Linked DNA regions of Mus musculus: region 2 is linked to region 1. A link is a contact called in ENCODE Hi-C or POLR2A ChIA-PET data. All regions are on one chromosome and are shown on one strand. The core of a region is the stretch at or near the end of the contact, and the rest is flanking DNA. Distances in the headings are between cores, read along the strand shown.

Region 1 (2,915 bases), core at 240-2,739:
CCAATCAAGTGACAGGTTAGGGAATTCTGCCAGTCCATTGTCCTCTGGCTCTAAATCTGAATTTTGTTTGCCCAGACACAACACATAGAATCTGCAGTTCCTGTGTTTCTATGTACATAAAACATGGACACTACAAGGATGTTTCAGATGCCCGTACAGTACACAGAGAACAATGACTAGGTACACCCATAGATGCATAGAGCGAGTATACAGAGCTCTCTGATTAACTCAAAAATAAAACTTCTGTTGCAGGTACATAATCAATATGGTCTGCCTAAATGAATGGCCACAGAAAATTCAAGCTTCTAGTACACACTGCAGAGCCCCCCTGAGACTCAGAAACTATAAATACACATATGACTCTTCATCCTAACTCTGCACCAAGCTGTGCTCACAACCTCACCCTGAACATTCCCTAGAGCCGAAAGGCTACTTAGATGCAGATTCTGAGGGCTGAAGCTTAAAAGCACAAACCTCAGAGAACAAGACAGATGTATTAGATGAAAACTGTATTAGGGACAGAGGGTCATGGAGATAGTAGAGCGATCGACAAAGCTTATCAGAGAGAGGCTGACTTGGAGGCTGGTCTTGAAGGACAGGGGGAGAGCCAGGTGGAGGAGAGTTAAGAGTTCTTGGTAGAGTAAGCCAGAGAGTGGTGTGGGGCTCAATGAGCGGATCTGGGGTGAGCTGGGGGAGATAAGCAGAGCACGTAGTTGAACACTTAGACACAAACACACAGACCACCTTGCTGAATGTCTCTGGAAGCTCGGGCTGCAGCTGGTCATGGGTCTTTCTCCTGAACTTAGCACCTGCAGGAGACTGTGCATGGTACTAATCAATAAAGGCAATTGTGGCTAGACCCCGTAGCAATCTGATGTGTTCTCGGTTATGGGACTGTATGATGGGGCTGGGGAAAGGGCGCCGCGCCATTTATGCCCCTTTCAGATCAGATCTTCTTGGAGAAGAATGAATGGCATAAGACAGTCTGCGGTAAGTGATTCTCTGCTCCTTTTACCTTCCACTGTGGCATTCTGAGACACCCTGGGGACTTTTGTATATTCTACACTAGTTGAGACAAGTTTATTCTATGAAAATGGGCCATACCACTATCCCCAGGGCTGCTGATGGGGTGATAAACTGCGTGATAAACACATCAAGGAAGCAAGTCAGCTCTCAGATCTTTGCTTACCCTAGAACCCTTTCTCCTCCAATCTCTCCGTAACACATTTCCCCGTCTCCATTGTCTTCTTCAGCCTATGGTTCTTATGCCTCCTCCAACCACTTTATCCTGGTCTCTTGGTTGATCTCTATGCCAAATTTCAATCTTCAACCCTTGACCCTTGCCACTGGTCCAGATTCCCACTTCCGTCCGCGTGGCCGGGGTGTGATTATCCTCTTTCTCAAATCCGCCCTTTTCCCGTCCTTACTCGGTAAATAAAGCCCTCCAATCAATCCAGCTCCAACCAGACAACACCGGTTCCTCATTTCCTCATCTTTTCATTTGCCCAGCCTCAGGTTTGATTGATTATTCCTTCTAAAAAGACCCACTAGGAGGTGAAGCCAAAAACCTAAAGCAAGAAAACGTGCAGGAGGCGGGGTCGGGCGGAGTCACCTAGTAACCATCGAGTCCTCCCAAAGGGTGGGGCTAGAGTGACCAGCAGCTCCGCCCGGCTCCTGCGCGCTCCCGGAAGCGGGCCTGGGAGGAGGCGGAAACGGAAAGCTAGTTACGGGAGAAGTTGTTGCAGCGTGTAGACATTGGAGTCGCTTGGTGAGCTGTTGGGACTCTGGGCGGCAAAAGTCAGTTCCGGGTCGCAGGGCGAGAGGACTTGGGGCAGGAGAGCCAGGAGGGATCCGTCCGCACGCCCGGGCATCTGAGGGGCCCGAGAGGGCGGGGTTTGAGGAGGCGAGGCTGGTTGACCCGGCTCCGGAGTGGATCTGTCGGCCCAGAACCCGCAGTCGTGCTGCCCCCCAGCCTCTCTCATGGCGGTCAGAGCGTCGTTCGAGAACAACTGTGAGGTCGGTTGTTTTGCCAAACTCACAAACGCCTACTGCCTGGTGGCCATCGGAGGCTCAGAGAACTTCTATAGGTGAGGCGAGAGCTTCTGGTCCCGAGCCGCCGGGGCGGGAAGGGAAGGGAGGCGGAGAGCGAGAGGTCTGAAAAGAGCGACCCACCCCAGTAAGCAGCGAATCCGTGTTTCTACAGTGTGTTCGAGGGTGAGCTCTCCGATGCCATTCCCGTGGTGCACGCATCCATCGCCGGCTGCCGAATCATCGGGCGCATGTGTGTGGGTAAGGCGGGTGGAAGACGCCGAGGGACACAGCGAAGCACTCTGAGTCATTAGTTTCCTGGAGCTTACCCCCAGTGATCGGGGGATTCCCAGGCTTTCGGGCCCAGTGGACTTTGGAATCTGACGGGTGTGTGGGACTCGAACTGCAGATCAAGAACACTGTCTCTCAGACTTGAGAGTAGCCGGAGCGAAATACCATTAAGTGCTGGCTATCATTCTTGGTCTCGTTTTTCCTTCACAGGGATACTGGAAAGCATGGGTTGTCGCTCGGAACTATGTGACTTACAGAGTCCCACACCTAAGGGCGGAGGAGAGGATTTGCATCTCTCTCCTGCCTCTGAATATGAACAAGTTGCTTCTTGTTTTTGAGCATCAGTTTCTCCCTCAGGAAATAACTAAGGTCCCAGGTCACCCTGTTCAGCTGCATTTAATTCTTACAATTTCTTTTTTTGTTTGTTTTTTTTTTGTTTTTTTCGAGACAGGGTTTCTCTGTATGGCCCTGGCTGTCCTGGAACTCACTTTGTAGACCAGGCTGGCCTTGAACTCAGAAATCCGCCTGCGTCTGCCTCCTGAGTGCTGGGATTAAAGGCGTGCGCCATCACACCAGGCTAATTCTTACAATTTCTA
Region 2 (2,915 bases), core at 154-2,653, 120 kb before region 1:
CCGTGCACTGGACTACAGAGTGACATGCCTGTCTCCAGCAGAGTCTCTAGAAACCGACTTTAGCATATGAATGGATCTGTTAGGTCAGCGCAGGGAGTAGAGGATTAACCAAGAAGGCTAGAGTAGGCGGTACTAGTTCTATAATCCTACTCTGTAGCCAAGCAGGTGGAGGTAGAAGGATCAGGACTTCTAGGGCAGCCTCAGCTACACTGTAAGTCCAAGGTCAGCTTTTGCTACAGGAGAAAAGGAAAGGAAGAGGATCTGAGCTAGGGGTGGTGTAGGATCAGAGTTCAAGACCAGCCTCGGATACATGGTGAACTTGAGGCCATCGTGGGCTATCTGTGCGTTATCTAAAGACGAAGAAGAAAAGGCAGAGAGGGAGAGGGAGCTCTCTTGAGTCAAGCAGAATTTGGATTTCTTCATCAGCTTCTGGAAAAGCAGCCCCAGAGAGTTTGTTTTCCCAACCTCCTGCAGGGGTCGCTGCTGCCTTAGGCTGGGGCTGTCGCCTCTGGTCTCAGCTAATTTCTTTTAAGAAAACTGGCGGGTTTTTTGCTTGGGTAGTGGCTGAGGTACACACACCCTGGACCTGGTTCCAGCCAAGGGGGCTACAGGATGGCAGTGCTTAGCCAATGGCATTTGGTGGGGGTGTATAGTGGACACTGATTTTTTTTTCTGTTTCTGGGTCACAAGTTTATTAAAATAAAAGAAACAGTAGGTAAATGCTGCCATCTGTGCTGCCCTCAACACACACACACACACACACACACACACACACACACACACACACACACACACACACACACACACACCAGGTCCTAGACTAGACAGAGAGATTGAAATTGCTTTACAGACACTCCAAGGACTTCACTGAAAACCTTGCTTGCATGCTTAGTTTGTGCAGATCTCTACACTAGCTTCTCAACATCTCTGCTCAGGATGGTGGGGTGGGCTGTTCCAGGAGGTGGAGGTGAAAACCCCTGAGTCTACTCTGGGATGGGGAGGCCCCCTAAGCCTGAGTCCCGCTATGGGGCTCTGAGCCAAAAGCCCCCGTGAGCCATGGCCTCCAAAGGGCAGCGGTAATTTTTTTCACATAAATATATCGCACTTAAATGAATTTAGACAGCATGACATCAGAGAGTAATTAAATTGGTTTGGGTTGGAATTCCGTTTCCAATTCCTGAGTTCAGGTTTGTAAAAGATTTTTTTCTGAGCACCTGCAGGTTTGTGTGTGTGTGTGTGTGTGTGTATGTGTGTGTGTGTGTGTGTGTGTGTGTGTGTGTGTGTGTGTAAGTATTTTCACTGGAAAGGATTCAAAATTAGAGGGAAAAAAAACTGGAGCGCACAGGCAGCATTACGCCATTCTTCCTTCTTGGAAAAATCCCTCAGCCTTATACAAGCCTCCTTCAAGCCCTCAGTCAGTTGTGCGGGAGAAAGGGGGCGGTCGGCTTTCTCCTTTCAAGAACGAGTTATTTTCAGCTGCTGACTGGAGACGGTGCACGTCTGGACACGGGAGCACTTCCACTATGGGACTGGATACAGACACACGCCCGGCGGACTTCAAGACACTCAGACTGAGGAGAAAGCCCTGCCTGCTGCTGCTGCTGCCACCGCTGCCTCTGAAGACCCACTCCTTTCATGGTTTTTCCTGCCAAGCCAGAGGCACCTTCGCTGCTACGGCCTTTCTCTGTGGTGTCATTCAGCGGCTGGCCAGAGGATGAGACTCCCCAAACTCCTCACTCTTTTGCTGTGGCACCTGGCTTGGCTGGACCTGGAACTCATCTGCACTGTGCTGGGTGCCCCTGACTTAGGACAGAGAACCCCAGGGGCCAAGCCAGGGTTGACCAAAGCGGAGGCCAAGGAGAGGCCACCCCTGGCCAGGAATGTCTTTAGGCCAGGGGGTCATATCTATGGTGTGGGGGCCACCAATGCCAGGGCCAAGGGAAGCTCTGGGCAGACACAGGCCAAGAAGGATGAACCCAGAAAGATGCCCCCCAGATCCGGTGGCCCTGAAACCAAGCCAGGACCCTCTTCCCAGACTAGACAGGCTGCAGCCCGGACTGTAACCCCAAAAGGACAGCTTCCTGGGGGCAAAGCATCTTCAAAAGCAGGATCTGCCCCCAGCTCCTTCCTGCTGAAGAAGACCAGGGAGCCTGGGACCCCTCGAGAGCCCAAGGAGCCGTTCCGCCCGCCCCCCATCACACCCCACGAATACATGCTCTCCCTGTACAGGACGCTGTCCGATGCTGACAGAAAGGGAGGTAACAGCAGCGTGAAGTTGGAGGCTGGCCTGGCCAACACCATCACCAGCTTTATTGACAAAGGGCAAGGTGAGAGGGTAGGGTGGCAGGGAGGGGCATTTGCAGGGACCCAAGAGTTCCAAAGTCTTGGAGTGCGCAGGTGGGGGACAGCGTGTGTATCCAGCCTGGGGTGGGAGTCTGGAACTTATCGCATACACACCAGATCCAGTACTAGGAGCACCTAGGGATCTCCGAGTCCAACTTCTGCCAGGTGCAGAAAGGGCACTAAAGTGCAGAGAGGAGCTAAGATCTCCCAGTTGGATACTAAACTCCAAGACCCAGTTTTGATTACTGGGTGGTACTCTGCACCTCATGCGGGTTGGCTGAAGTCTCTAAGCTCCAGGTTTTTCTCAGACAGCAGAGAGAAAGAAACTTTAGGTCTCTGCGGTTCTTGAACTTTACCCTCAGATAGGGGGCGAAGGGGGCAGGATATGTGAGGACAGAAAACTTGTCCCAGGGGGAGGCACCTGGCTGAGGCCACATTGAGCCCCTTCTTCCCTGGGGTCTCTTCCTATTTGTATTCTAAAGGACATCGGACTGAGTGATGTCTGTGCGTTTTGAATGGGAAAACCTTGTATCCTTTTCATCAGCAACCTGGGAGAGAGGACTTGTCTTTCT

The links. Hi-C counts contacts between places; a loop is a spot of excess contacts on that map. ChIA-PET counts read pairs that join two places held with the same protein, here RNA polymerase II (POLR2A).
Region 2: a loop to region 1 is called in a map of mouse embryonic stem cell, with 2.8 times the contacts of the local background. The contact joins the promoter of Gdf5 here to the promoter of Eif6 in region 1. A Hi-C loop is called at or near these places in 5 of 37 maps with a recorded cell type or tissue (ES-E14, mouse embryonic stem cell, mouse trophoblast stem cell and 1 more). POLR2A ChIA-PET finds 5 or more read pairs at or near these places in 4 of 5 experiments (Patski and embryonic stem cell).

What each region holds. Positions count from the first base shown.
Region 1 is chr2:155,825,499-155,828,413 of GRCm38, reverse strand. Eif6 (eukaryotic translation initiation factor 6) reads left to right here and starts at 1,489. Exons shown (of 6, transcript NM_010579.2): 1 at 1,489-2,087; 2 at 2,204-2,289. The coding sequence starts at 1,981.
Region 2 is chr2:155,943,855-155,946,769 of GRCm38, reverse strand. It overlaps Gdf5 (growth differentiation factor 5), which reads left to right and starts at 1,403. Exons shown (of 2, transcript NM_008109.3): 1 at 1,403-2,327. The coding sequence starts at 1,715.